2 separate regions of the Homo sapiens genome follow, and region 2 is linked to region 1. The links are chromatin contacts, found by Hi-C or POLR2A ChIA-PET in ENCODE. All regions are on one chromosome and are shown on one strand. Each heading gives the region's core, a stretch centred on a gene start or an enhancer-like site at or near the end of the contact. The rest is flanking DNA. Distances are from core to core; before and after follow the strand shown. Region 1 overlaps LOC124907896 (a long non-coding RNA gene). Region 2 overlaps EPC2 (enhancer of polycomb 2).

The links. Hi-C counts contacts between places; a loop is a spot of excess contacts on that map. ChIA-PET counts read pairs that join two places held with the same protein, here RNA polymerase II (POLR2A). Pooled maps may share reads with other maps.
Region 2: a loop to region 1 is called in a pooled map, with 1.9 times the contacts of the local background. The contact joins two enhancer-like sites. A Hi-C loop is called at or near these places in 2 of 50 pooled maps. POLR2A ChIA-PET finds 5 or more read pairs at or near these places in 3 of 52 experiments (GM10248, activated T-cell and activated naive CD4-positive, alpha-beta T cell).

What each region holds. Positions count from the first base shown.
Region 1 is chr2:148,521,054-148,528,507 of GRCh38, forward strand. It overlaps LOC124907896 (a long non-coding RNA gene), which reads left to right. Exons shown (of 2, transcript XR_007087259.1): 2 at 654-7,454. Among named protein-coding and RNA genes, the nearest start is that of EPC2, 120 kb to the right of the region's middle. RefSeq lists an enhancer at 2,141-2,678. Within about 2 kb of position 3,563, at least 3 of the 41 ENCODE cell types and tissues checked have a DNase peak (open chromatin) inside an H3K27ac peak, as active enhancers do.
Region 2 is chr2:148,717,937-148,725,390 of GRCh38, forward strand. All of the region lies in intron 2 of EPC2 (enhancer of polycomb 2), which reads left to right. Among named protein-coding and RNA genes, the nearest start is that of EPC2, 77 kb to the left of the region's middle. Within about 2 kb of position 2,700, at least 6 of the 41 ENCODE cell types and tissues checked have a DNase peak (open chromatin) inside an H3K27ac peak, as active enhancers do.

The DNA of each region.
Region 1 (7,454 bases), core at 2,313-4,812:
GTAAGAGGGTGTTCATAACTATCTTAGGATTAGATGTACTCAAAAGACTACCATAAAAATGAAAAGAGATAATACATGGAAGAATGCTTTTAAAAGGGGAGAAGAAAGCACTAATATTGTAAGTGGTAGTATTTTTAAGTGCTATTAAGGATGATTATTTATTTCTTAATTGGAAGTTCATGTCTAAATTCTGTACCTAGACTTTTCCAGACTGAAGACTTGGGCATATCTTGCTAAAAGATGGGGGCAGAATGTGTTCAGCACCGGTAGAGGGGGTAGGTTTAGCTGAGCCTCTGTGAGGGTTTTAGCAGAGCCTCTGTGGGGTTTCCTGTCCTTCCAGCTCCCACTGCAGAACACTGTGTATGAGGAACACAGCCAGAAGGACTGGTGGCCTGAGGCTTTGGTCCCTGAACTGTGACCAGGTCCCCCTAGAACACAGCTTTCCCTGCCAAGTTAATCTTAAATAACTTTGGTGGTCAGGGAGATAACCTTAGGGAAAATCTCCTGTGACCTTTTACAGACTCTGTCTCCCTTTTCCAATCAAATCAGGATTATTTAGAATCGGTGGATTCCTTTGAATTCCTAAATAAGCATGGAGGTCAGGAGCTTGTGATTTCAGGCTAATTGTCACTGTTCTGGTTTATTTGGCAAAGTGGGAAGCAAACATTCACCAGAGCTGGGAGAAAAAAGCATGCAAGAATTGGAATGAAGAGATGCACTGGGCTGCTTCTGGACAAGCTGTCTGTCTAGGCAAGAGTCAGCAAAGGCAAGAAGAGACCATTTCCTTCTCCATTTCTCTTGGTTTCCTGGCTCTTCCCAAATGTCCAGGGGATCCTGAAGGGGGTGAAGGGTGGGGGTGGTAGGGGAAGTGTGTGCCTTGTGCCTTCTAAGGCAACCATGTTGGCCAAAAGAATCAAGCCATGACAATGGCCATTGTGAAGACCCCGCAGCTTTCTGAGCAGAGAACACAGCGAAAGAGCTGTGTGGTTCCTGTCTCAGAGCATAGCTTTCCTTTCTCTAAGGCAATGGTCTCCAAACTTTTCTTCAAGAATTCCTATCAGTAAAGTAAAAATAAAATTGAGGACATACTATGCATATATACATATGTGCATATGTACTTTATGTGTGCTACTGAATTAATATATCATATGTGTTATAAAACACACAAAATAGAAACTAGGTAACTGAGATGAACTGATAGGTTTATATTTTCCTCCCTCTTCCCAGTGGATTGCCTTGCATCATGGCCAGGGTGTGTGCATTCAACTTTGGCAGTCTTGGCCTGAGTGACAGAATACTGGAAGGTCCTAATAAGCTTCTCCAATGAGCATAGGCAGTGATGGAACCAAACCATCAAAATGAGCTCTTCAAAGAAGAACCCAGGTTTTCCTCTTCAGCTGCATATGATCAATTCTAATTAAATGGTAAAGGAAAGAAGAATAGAAGGAAAGAATTCTTGAAAATCTGGTAACTAACATGGAAGCTGTGCTTTATATCAGGTTATGTGAGTAATCTTGATCTGTCTACAAGCTCAAAGTTTCTATCCAAATATATTTATCTGGATCCGAGGCAGGATCACTGCCAGGCTCTGTCACCTGCTCAGGAGAGTCACCTACCCAGTATACAAGGGGATAACCACAGGGCACACCGAAGCCATTGCAGAACTTCCCAAGCTTGGGTCAGGCCTCCTGACTCTACACACGCACGTGTACTCCACCCATTCCCAGCCTCCCAGCTTTCTTGACAAGTACCCAAGGAGGATGGTTCTTGTCAACTCATTGATAAGGTCATGGTATTGTGGAGCAGGAGCTAACCTGTGTTCTATTTTCAGCTCTCTTGTTAGCTGTGTGAGCTTGGGCAAGTGCCTCACCTTCTCTGAACCTGAGTTTTTGCATCTGTTTAGGCCATGATATTACCCTGCCTACCCCACAGTGTTATCACGAAATTCACATGAACACACATATGAAGGTGCTTTGCAAACACTGTACAAGTGAAATTGTAAGGTATCCTGACTCATGTGCTAAGGCCTTTTCAAGGCACAAGGACAAATGTTTCCCAGGGATCCTATAGTTAGCCACTCTGAGGCATTTTCCCTTAGGAGCCCAGCCCTGAGGGAAACTGGCTCATGGCAGATTTTTAATCCGAACCCAGAGCTCTGGAGGCTTTATAATCCTAAAGACTAAACCAGGTGAACAACAAAAACATCCATAAAGCAATTTGGGTAAATTTCCATGCTTCCAGGTAATGCCTAGGTTTCTAAGGGGTTGCATTTGTTTGTTCAGTCATTCAAGAATTTATAGATCATCTTAACTCTGAGATAAAGTGAAAAAAAGAGCTCATGTTCCAGCAGATGAGAAAGACATGGAAACAGTCATTGCAAGACACTGACAGGAGCCACAAACCAGGTATGCATTACAATGGGCTTTGGAACACTGGGAGGCTTAAATAAATCGAGTTAAGTGACTTATGAAAGAATAGGAGTTCAGGCATGGCCAGCAGGGGCAAAAGACATTCAAGAAAGAGGAAAAGAAGTGCAGAGATCAGGAGTGGGGCTGAGGGGTAAGGAGGGGTAGAGAACAGCATGATTTTCTGGGAACTGTAAGGGATTTAATAAGTCTTGAATGTAACATAAGGAAGAAGAGGGGTAGACAGTAAGCATAGAAAGTAAGCAGAAGCCAGATCATGGTGGAAGTGGGGTGGCAGCAGGTCTCCCAAGCCAGTAGAAAGTGGAAAAGGGCAGGTGCTCTGCCCTCAAACCCACCCCATTTTCCATAGGAGGACCAGGAAGATATCTGGGAAGAAGAGACGTACCTAAAAGAAATTTTTTTCTTGAAAAGCCATTTATGCCATGTACTGGGCAACATAAACTCCCTTTGTGCCTCCAAAAATCTTTAGAGAAATTTCAAAAAAGTTATGATGTGTGTGGTATAATTGCTTTTATTGTTATAGCTAGTTTAGAGGCTGAATTTTGTATTAAGGATAGCTCAGAATCAGCTCATGCTGATAAAGAGGGAACTGACCTCTGAGTTTTTAAATCATGCCCTGTAATGAATAGTTCATGTTCCTGACAAAGTAATCAAATTCATTAACTAGCTTTAGTCCTAGTAGGAGCCCCTTTATTTCAGGAATTGACATCAAGCCTAATCTGTTCCAGGAGGAATGAATCTCCTCCATTGAGCATATGCTTACCAAGTGCCTATCACACTTACCATATACAGATATGAAGAAACCTCAGTAAGACTAAATTCTATATTGAGGGACTGTTCACCTTTTTTTGCCCACTCAGGATACCAGGCATCTAATAGGAAGGCTGGGCCCATTCAGTCCAGATTTATAACAACTCCTCAAGGAATCTGTGAAACCAACTGCAAGTACTTGTTGAGACTAAGCCAACATTCTTTGCAGTAAGAACCAGAGAAATTTTATTCTCTGTGCTTAACAACAAAGGACTTCAAGAATTGCTTCTGTCTCTCCTTCATGAGAAAAGTGGCTGGCAATCACTCTTAACCTGTCTAGTTGAAGGCATAGCTCTGGTCTGATCTAGGTCACCATTGGGCTTCCTGTGCTGTCATCTGCTGCCTCTTGCCGCAGATTCCTGGTGGTATGTCTCAGCCTTTGCATGAAACACAACCATGAAACACTAAGTGCCAATCATTTCCTATAAACTGCTTTGATTTCCTCCATGAAGCTCTTTTAAAAAATCTGGTATTGTGGTATTTATAGCTTCCTGTTTCTGCCACCTACATATTCTGATGGTTGTTGTGCTTTCTCTTTGGAGATAGATAAACATTCACAGCACCAAAGGGAGTAAGGGCTTTGTACCTTTTTTCATGGAAAGAGTTAGTCATATTTAGATTGAAGTTATAGCTTAAAAAGGAGCCCTCGTTGTATAGAAACATGGATGCCATGACACCTCCAGTGCAATATTTTTAAGCCTCTCCCTGCCATTGGTCACTTACATAGTACTGTTAAATCACTCTGTGGAATATTGTTTCTATCTTCTAGAAGCTCACAATCTATGTCAGAAGATTAGACATGCAAGTGTCTGTTGAAGTAGCTGGAGAGTGAGGCAGGAGGAGTGGAAGGATGGCCAGCAGCATGGAACCCACAAGGGGAGATTTCACAGAGGAGCCTCAATGGTGTGGGGGGTCAGGAAGAAAAAGGACCAGACAGCTGTGAATTTTGTTTCCAGGACATAAATAGGGGATTTCTAGCAAATACACCCAGGTGAGTGTGTAGAACGGGCAGTCAGATGCAAGGGGTAAAGGAGGCGGAGAGGGAGCAAAGCCATCTAGAAAGATTGTTCCTTCAACATGTGCAGTGAAAGAAATCATGGCAAAGGGAAAGCCAGGATTAGGTTGTTTGGCAGGATGCTGCAGTAGGCATACTCAGGGGCTTCTGCTCTACCTGCTCTCCCTTCTCACAATCTACCCCTACCCACATGCCTGCTGAGTGGAAAGGGAATTGGTTATCCCAACGGTTATTCCAATCTCCTGGCCTTGGGTGATTGGACCAAGATGAGCACCTGATTTGAGGAGGGCCAACCTAAGTTTCCAATGACATGTCACCTGACTGACTGGCCTCAAAAAGATGAATATGGAACAATCAGATTCGTTCTCATAGGAAGCCCAAACCAAGAGGCACAGAGAGGAGATGCCCTTCAGGAATGGATCCTTGAGATGAAAATCAAGTTGATGAGAATAAAGTGGCTGTTATCAGGTCGTGTGTATGCATAAGTCATGGGGAACCACAGGAAGTAGCTGGGAAAGAGAGAACAACAGATACAGGGAAGAAAGTGGAGAAGCCGGGAATGAGAAAGAGCGATCACCTCTAGCATTTCCTGTATGCCAAGTGCTGCACTAAGTCCCTAAGTCCTTTACATTAAATTACCTTATTTATTTCTCATAGCAATCTTATGACATGGATGCTATGATTATCCTCATTTTACAGATAAGAAACCAAGGCATAAACATAGTGTGCCCAAAATGACTCTTGGGAAAGCCATGATGTATACTAAATAGACTGGCTCCCTATTTAGTTTTTTTTTTTTTTAGTTTTATAAGTGCTTGCTTGTAGCCACCATGAATTACCACCTCTCAAAAGGGAGATGAGATAGAAGTGATCCCTGAAGCCATCTGACACCCAACCTTTCCTAAACTCAGGTACTTAGAGTTATTGGATTTTCCAGAGATCACCTGACCTCATGATCCTGAATGGGTTTCAGTTCCTGGCAACCAAAAGAACCCTAACCCAACTGGATAAGGAAATTGAGCATTCTGGGTGGGAGAGAATGATGTTATACAAGGGAGTGTTGATGATGCTGACCCACCTATGAGGAAGCACAAAGCGATGGGATGCATGGATATGGAGAGATTTTTCTTCTCTGTTAGCCAAGACTATCCAGCTTAGTTTTACCATCCGGCACCCACAGCACCACATGGTAAGCCAACTAGATAACCAAACCCACAGGGAGTGGCACATAACCCAGCAGCCGTGCCCTTCCAGCTGGCTCTGCCACCAGTGCAAGGTGAGGTTGGTCCTGTTATGTCTCCTCCCTTCCAAGCCTTCATTTATCTGTCAATAGAAAGGGGATGATGACAAAAGATGGAGAGAATTTGACTTGCTAGGACTCTGGGGGAGGCTGGGGAAATGCAGATTACCATGATGGGGCTGCCCCCGGGGGCAGCCAGACCCAGGTTTTCCAGAGATGGTCTCACAGAGGGAGATTGGCATGCAAGAAGTTTACCAGGGAAGGTTCTCAGGGTCAGCACTTGTGAGCGTAGAGAGGCAACAGGACATTGAGCAGAGGGGGAAGTGGCAGCACAGTCATCAGCCAGTTCCATGGGAAACTGGAACTGGGGTGGCCTTTCACATTGCCCCAAAGGGAGGCATAAGGGCTACGCTTTGTACCCCACCTCCCATGGAGAAGTCACTGGGTGTAGGATGCCCTGTTGGTGAGGCAGCTCCCTTCAGTCTGGGGCAGTTCCTGGGGAAGGGCTCAGCTGTGAGAGCTTCTGGGGGCAACATCCCATGCAGATAGAAGATGGTCTCCTCGGTCCTGAAGGGGAGCTGAGCAGGGCAGCACACCATCAGCTGCACACGAGAGCTGGGCCACACTTCCCAGGGGCCAAATAAACAGGGGAGCCCCAGCTCTGGGGAAGATGAAGGGCTGAGGGTCAGGAGGAGGTCGCAGAAGGCTGTTGCACGTGGAAACCATCCGGAAGTTAAGTGACCAGGGAAAATGCTGCTTGTGAGTGTGTGGAGACTGTAAAAGGATGGACTTCTGTAGCTGGTCTGAGGCCAGCAGGCCTGAGGAACTTAGCAAGGAGTCAGAGAGAAGCTGGTGACAAAAAAGTAGGAAATTGTAGGAAGGCTGTAGAATTAAGAGTTTGGGCCAAGTTAACCTAAACCATTTGTGTCATATTAGAGAAGGGTACTTTTCCCAGCACTCAGCTGGGTTTTGAGGATTTCGGACCTTAAAGAGCAGAATACATCTATTCCCAGGCCATGCCAGGGGCTGTTGAAAGAGGTCCTGAGAACTGTGCCAGGCCTGATTCAGGTAACAGGAAGAGATGTGGGAGAGGATAAGCCTCCGACCAAAACAGCTTCACTTCAGAGAGTTAAGGGAGTTTTATAGACTGAATCATGTCCTCCCCAGAGTCATACACTGAAGCCCTAATTCTAGCATGACCATCTGCAAGCCAAGGAGAGAGGCCTCAGGAGAAACCAACCCCGATGACACCTTGATCTTGGAATTCCAGCGTCCAGAACTGTTGTTTAAGCGCCTCCAGTCTGTGGGATTTTGCTATGGCAGCCTAAGCTAAGACAGGGAGACAGGCCACCCACCAGCTGAGAAGGTGGGTGCCAGAAGCAAAGCCAACCCGTGTGTCCTCACCTCGCTCTCCCTGCTCTTTCCTGATCCACAGTCTCTGACTCTGGAGGGGACTGCTCAGTGGCCAGCAGATGCCTGGCAGAGGCACATCTTCCCCACTACATGTGAACCCTGGACCTATGTAAAATGCCAGAAATCAGGAGCTCCCGGGTTACTTTGCACATCTGCAAGCACCAACTTCTGGTCCGGCTGCATGCACTTGACTCGGAGGGAAAGGAGCAGCTTCACACATGGGTCTCCTCGTCCCCCGCTGCTGGCCTGGCTATCGCCAATGTCACTGACCTGAATTCAGTTTTCAAAGGAAATGTGTTTCATGGTGATTCTTTTGGTTCCAGTTCAGAACTTGGATAAAAAATATGCTCCAATTTAAGAAAAATAGTCAATTCGCAAATCAAAACTGAAATCTAGAAAGGTGAAAGAGTTGACTCTCTGGGCCTCCTTATCTGAAAAATGAGGCAGTTGCACTAGATTTGTAGGTTTTCTTTAAAAGTTTTTTTTTTTAACCACAAGAAAACTTTCTTCAAAAGAAATGTTACCAGGAAGCAGAAACAAAAGAGGGGCA
Region 2 (7,454 bases), core at 1,450-3,949, 200 kb after region 1:
GGCACATATATAGGTTAGTTAGCTGTTCTTGTAGAATTGAACCCTTTACCATTATGTCATGCCCTTCGTTGTCTTTTTTGATCTTTGTTGGTTTAAAGCCTGTTTTATCAGAAACTAGGATTGCAACCCCTGCTTCGTTCTGTTTCCCATTTGCTTAGTAAATTGTCTTCAGTCTCTTTATTTTGAGTCTTTGTGTGTCTTTGCATGTGAGATGGGTCCCTTGAAGGTAGCGTAGCAATGGGTCTTGATTCTTTATCCAGCTTGCCATTCTGTGTCTTTTAATTGGGGCAGTTAGCCCATTTACATTTAAGGATAGAATTCTTATGTGCGGATTTGATTCTCTCATCATGCTAGCTGGTTATTTTGCAGACTTGTTTATGTGCTTGCTTCATAGGGACTGATCTGTGTACTTCAGTGTGTTTTTGTAGCAACTGGTAACTGTTTTTCCTTTCCATATTTAGTGCTTCCTTCAGGAGCTCTTGCAAGGCAGGCCTGATGGTGATGAATTCCCTCAGCATTTGCTTGTCTGAAAAGGATCTTATTTTTCCTTTGCTTATGAAGCTTAGTTTGGCCCAATATGACATTCTGGGGTGGAAATTCTTTTCTTTAAGAATGTTGAATATTGACCCGCAGTCTCTTCTGGTTTGTAGGATTTCCACTGAGAGGTCTGTTGTTAGTCTGATGGGCTTCCCCTTGTAGGTGACCTGGCCCTTCTCTCTGGCTGCTCTGAGCATTTTTTCTTTCATCTTGATCTTGGAGAATCTGATGATTATGTGTTTTGGGGATGATTCTTCTCATGGAGTATCTTACTGGGGTTCTCTGTATTTCCTGAATTTGAATGTTGGCCTGTCTTGGTAAGTTGGGGAAGTTCTCCTAAATGATATCCTGAAGTATGTTTTTCAACTTGGTTCCAACTCCCCATCACTTTCAGGTACCTCAGTCAGTCGTAGATTCAGTCTGTTTACATAATCCCATATTTCTCAGAAGTTTTGTTCATTCCATTTCCTTCTTTTTTCTCTAGTATTGTCTGCTTGTCTTAATTCAGAAAGCCAGTCTTCCAGCTCTAAGATTCTTTCCTCTGCTTGGCCTGTTCTTCTATTAATATTTATGATTGCATTGTGAAGTTCTCGTGTTGTGTTTTTTTAACTCCATCAGGTCATTTATCTTCCTCTCTAAACTGGCTATTCTGGTTATCAGCTCCTGTATAGTTTTAACATGATACTTAGCTACTTTGCATTGGGTTAAAACATGCTCCTTTAGCTCAGTGAACTTCGTTGTTACCACCTTCTGAAGTCTACTTCTGTCATTTCAGCAATCTCAGTGTCAGCCCAGTTCTGAGCCCTTGCTTGAGAGATGTTGTGGTCATTTGGAGGAAAAGGACACTCTGGCTTTTTGAGTTTTCAGTGTTTTTGCATTGATTCTTTCTCATCTTTGTGGGCTTATCTACCTTTGATCTTTGAGGTTGCTGACCTTTGGGTGGTATTTTGTGGTTTTTCTTTGTTGTCGTTTTCTGTTTGTTTTTCTTTTCATAGTCTGGTCACTCTTCTGTAGGGCTGCTGCAGTTTGCTGGAGGTCCGCTCCAAACCCCAGTTGCTCTGGTTCTTCCTGTACCTGGAGGTATCACCAGTGACGCCTGCAAAACAGCAAAGATGGCAGCCTGCCCCTTCCTCTGGAAGCACCATCCCAGGAGGGTGCTGACCTATTGCCACCTGAACACGCCTGTAGGGGGTGGTTGGAGACCCCAGTTGGGAGGTTTCACCCAGTTAGGAGGAATGGGATCAGGGGCCCGCTTAAAGCAACAGTTTGGCCTCTTTTTGTTAGAGCAGCTGTGCTGTGTTGGTGATCCCTTTAGCCACCATTTGATCTGGGCTCTCCAAGCCCCACTGGCTGAACTGGCTGAGGAGCCCAAACAGCCAAGGTGGCAACCTGCCCCACTCTTCAGGCACTCCATCCCAGGGAGAAATTGGAGCTCTTTCGGCCCATAGAACATGGGTGGTGACTAGAGGCTCTGGCTGGGAGGACCCGCCCCACAAGGAGGAGTGGATTGGGGGTCCTGATTACAGAATCAGTCTGGCCATGCCTTGACAAAACAGCTGTGTCATGGTAGGGAACTGCCTCTGCCCAGGTAGCAGCCCTCCCCTCTCCTGGACACTTTGTCCCAGGGAGAGATAAGAAAGGTAAGAGCTCTGTCAGGCCATGGCTGGAGGGCCTGGCTGGGAGGTCCCACTCAGTGAAGAGGAATGGATTGGAGCTTCACTTAAAGAAGTAATCTGGTCAATATCTGGCAAAGCTGCTGAGTTGTGCCACTGGGGGGACCCTTTCTCGTCTGGACCATTTGGACTCTCCAGGGTCTGCAGGCTGGAACAGCTGTGTTGACCAAACAGCAGAGATGGTGCTGGCCTCTCCCCACAGCCTATTGCTGGTGGCTGCTTGGAATTCCAAGCCAGTGGGTCTTATCTTGTGAGGTGTCATGGAAGTGGGCCTGCAGAACAAGGCTGCTCAACTTTCTGGATTCCAACCCCTCTCGGGGGGTATATGTGGACCTCCCGCCTTGTCTGAGTTGCAGACACGTTTGTTGGAGATCCCGGTACTGGAGTATGTAAAGCTCTTGGGTCTCTGTGCATGCCTGAGCAGCTGCTCTGCTGAGACTCCACGCAGCTCCGTGTGTTGGCCCCAAGGCCCTGGTGGCGTGGACTCATAAGGGGATCTCCTGATCCCCGGGTTGCAAAGATCCATGGGAGAAGCGTGGTTTCCCTGGGTCGCATAATCACTCATCACTTCCCTTGGCTGGGGATGGGGGTTTCCTTGGCTTGTGTTGCTCCCAAGTGGGCCGCCGCGCCACCCTGCTTTTCCTCATTCCCCGTGGGTCGAGCTGTTTCCCTGATAAGTCTCAATGCGACTACCTGGATTATTTCAGTTGAAAGTGCAGTATTCACTCGCCGCTTTCGTTCCTCTCCATGAGCGCCACGGACTGCAGCTGCTTCTAATCGGCTGTCTTGGCCCTGTCCCCAGAATTGCTTCATTAAGACTATATCTGTCTGTATGCTATGTGTAAGTAAACTGCTTATGTATATAAGCATTCATAATTGAATATATTGTTCCTATTATTGTTTTGAACAAGCTGTTGTCTGTTAGATAATTAACAGTAAGAAAATAAAAGTTTTTATTTTACCCTTTCTCCCCAGTACTCTTCCTATGTTTATGTAGATCTGAGTTTCTAACCTATATCATTTTCCTCCTCTCAAAAGTACTACTTTTAAGATTTCTTATAAGGCAGGTCTACTGGCAACAAAGTCCTCAATTTTTATTTGTCTGAGAAAGTTTTTATTTCTCCTTCACTTTTGAAGGGTATTTTCACAGAGTGCAGAATTTTAGGTTTGTAGGTTGTTGGGTTTTTTTTTTTAACTCAACACATGAAATATTTCACTCCATGCTGTTCTTACTTCCATGATTTCTGAGGAATATCTGATGTGATCTTATCTTTGCTCCTTTGTAGCTAAGGTGTTTTTTCCCCTTTGGCTTCTTTCAAGGTTTTTTCTTTACCTTTGATTTTCTGATGTTTGAATATCATATGCCTAACTATAGGGTGGTTTTGTTTATTTTTGTTTTGGCTTTTATCCTGCTTGGTGGTGTTTGAGCTTCCTCAATCTGTGGTTTGATGCCTGACATTAATTTGGAGAAATTCTCAGTCATTGTTGCTTCACATGTTGCTTGTGTTCCTTTCTTGGAATTTGCATTATGCATATTTATACATTTAGTAGTATTCTGTTTTATTCTTTTTTTTTTTTTTTTTGCCTTGCTTTTCAGTCTTGGAAGTTCCTATTGTCATATCATATTACCAGGCTCCAAGATTGTTCTGTCAGCTGTGTCCAGTCTACTAGTGAGCCCTTCAGATGCATCTCTATTATATTAAATAGTAATTTGTATCTTTGTTTCTTTTTCTGTTTTGATTTCTTTTTTTTTTTTTTTTTCAGAATTCTCATCTCTCTTCTTATATTATTCATCTGTTTTTGCATGTTGTCTGTTTTTTCCATTAAAGCCTTATAGTTTTCTGAAATTCCTGGTTGGAAAAGTACAGCATTCTTTTCATATCTGACTCTGATTCTGATGTTTGCTTAGCTGCTTAGTATGTCTTATAATTTTTCTTGAAAGGTGGACATGATGTAACTGGGTAAAGGGAACTGCAGAAATACAGGACTTTAATGATGCGGTTTTATGGTGTGTTTTGTGGGGTGAGATTTGATAGTTTCATGATGAGGTCTGTCTTTTGGTGAGCCTGTGTCTCTGGACTGTGAACTTCACCAGTGCTTCTCAGTTTTTCCCCCCTTAGGGTGGGACAGGCTGTCTAAAGGGGGCTGGAGTTGGGTATTTCTCTTCTCCTGCATGGAAGACTAGAGGCAGCTGGACTCATCTTTTTCCTTCCCCCAGGTCTGATAGGCTTTGATAAAACCCAACAGAAGACATTCACACAGCTAACAAGCATATGAAAAAATGCATCACTAATCATTAGAGAAATGGAAATCAAAACCACAATGAGGTAGCATCTAACAGCAGTCAGAAAAGCTGTTATTAAAAAGTCAAAAAGTAACAGATGCTGGTGAGGTTGCAGAGAAGAGGGAATGCTCATGCACTGCGGGTAGGAATGTAAATTAGTTCAGCCATTGTGGAAGCAGCGTAGCGATTTCTCAAAGAACTCAAAGCAGAATTACCATTCAACCCAGCAATCCCATTATTGGGTATATACCCAAAGAATTATAATCATTCTGCCATAAAGACACATCCACATGTATGTTCATTGCAGCACTATTCACAGCAGCAAAGACGTGGAGTCAACCTAAATGCCTATCAACAGTAGACTGGATAAAGAAAATGTGGTACATATACACGATACATATATACATAGTCATAAAAGAACGAGATCATGTCCTTTGCAGCAACATGGATGGAGCTAAGGCCATTATCCTAAGTAAACTAAGACAGGAACAGAAAACGGAATACTGCATGTTCTCACTTATAAGTGGGACCTAAATAAACATTGAGAACACATGGATACAAAGAAGGGAACAAGAGACACTGGGACCTCCTTCAGGGTGGAGGATGGAAGGAGGAAAAGGATCGAAAAACTATCTATTGGGTTCTATGTTTATTACCTGGGGGATAAAATAGTCTGTATATCAAACCCCCATGAGATGCAATTTACCTAATAACCTACACATTGAGGCCCTGAACCTAAAATAAAAGTTTAAGAAAAAAAGCAGGTTATACTCTGATAAAATTGTTTCTCTTGATTGCAGGCATTGTTAAAAACAGAATGCTCTGGCACATTTCAAAATGCTTACCTTTCTGGAAGCACAAAGATATTTTTTCCCTAAGTATTCACTGTGAGAACATGGTTGAGTTCTTGAAAGGTGATACTCACAAAGGTGTAAGGGCTTCCCAGTGACTGAGATGCCTGGATTTTTAATCTCTCAGAATTGGCCATACTGAGTCAATTACAGTTTAGGTTTTCCAGCCCTCCCTCTCCCCCATTGGTTTTCAGGAGGGTTTCTGCTAGTGGGTTTCTGTTCCCGTAAGTTGTGATTCTGTGTATTCACCTCTGTCTCCAGTTTTGGGTGCGATGCTTTTGCCTTGTGACCTCACAGATTTAAGTGTTGTTTATTTTCAGTTTGTTCAGCCTTTTATATGTTGTTAAGATGGGGTGGCAACTTCTAAGTTTCTTCTAAGTTTCTTACGTGCCTACCTGGAAACCAGAAGTCTTACTTACAATTTTGTTTTCAGCTTTTTTTCCACTCGATGTTTAGACTTTTTTCCATATCGTCGTCTTTGTAATTTTTTATTGGTTGCATAATTTTTGAGGTTGATATACTTAAATTTCTTCTGATTGAGACAATTGGATTTATAACTTTTTAGAGGGTTTAACATTGATAACACTGCTTGCATTTGTAGCTTTGTTTTTTTAATTCTTAGAGTTCTATAAAAACTTTAAAAATCTCTTGTGGAATTTTTAGTGTTTTAAAAATGTCTTCAGTAGTAATATTTGTCTTTGACAGAATGGACTTTAATTTCAGAAAACCCATTCAGAGCCAAGTATGGTCAATAACTTAGATGTTATTTTGGTTTTAAAGAAGTTTTTGACTGTAAAATGTAGGACTCTTTTATACAATTTATAATCTTATTCTGAAGACAGTTTCAGAGAGCAGTTCCTCAAATGCTTTCTTTATTTTTATTGGAATATGTATGCTCCCTAAGGATTAAGATAACTTATTCATTTATTTTTTTAAAAATAAATTTTTCTCAATATTTTTGTTTTATAATTTTTAACTTTTACAGCTTTTAATAGATATAATGTACATATTTATGGGCTACATTGTGATGTAGTACATATAAATGTTAGTGACCAGATCAGGATAATAGCATGTCCATCATCTCAAACATTTATCATTTCTTTGTGGGGAACATTCAGTTATCCATCAATGCTGTAGAACACTAAGACTTATGCCACCTATCTAGCTGTAACTTTGTATCCAATAACAAATTAATTTTTTTTAAAGTCTCGTTTTATCTTCACCTCAATGAAAGCAAAATGAGTAGGTTTTATATTGTGTTCTGAAATATAAACAATTTAAGGCAATAGTTTAAAGAATTGGAGAATATTGTAGCTTATTCATTCACCAGTGTTAGTTGGCCCACAATGTATAAGCTCAGTTTTCATGATATAAAGTCATTTTTTATCTACAACCTCAGTAAAGAATTTTATTTTTTGTATAGTAACTGACAGTATTTGGCCACTTTTTTGGGAGATGTTTCTAGTGAATTTTTAGTCATTGATGATATTGAAGCAGGAACTGTTGATAGAGATGTCATATTGGGAGTTTAGGAATTTTAGTCCACTGACTATTGGAACCATTTCTGAAGGAGCTAGAATTATGATGTCAGATAGGCTGTTTTGAAGCGAACATGGATGGCACTGGAGGAATAAGGTTATAGTTAAGGAGTAGAGACCCTAGCTGCAAATTCACCTTTATTATTAGATGGTTATGGGCAGGAAATATTTTTCATCTCTTTGATTACTTTGGCCTTGTTCTAGTAGTATTTGGTATATAGTGTTAAGAGAAATTGAAATATCGATGAATTTTCTAATTTTTTGGAATATAGAATTCAATCTTTAAGAATCTTTATGTCTTAGAGTTGGCATAGATTTATATTAGAATACAAGAGATAGGTTCTGAGAAAGTTGTGTTTAAACATTTTGTTTTACTTTTTATTTTGAGACTATTTTAATTAAATTTTAAAATTTTGGCCTTATTTCCAGTTTATAGAGAAGTTTCAAGAATAATATAATGAATTCTATCTACTGTTCTCCATGATTCATTAAATGTTAACACTTAACAATATTTGCTTTCTGTTTTTTTAACTCTTTCTCTGTCACTTCTCTCTCTGTCAGCCTCTCTTTC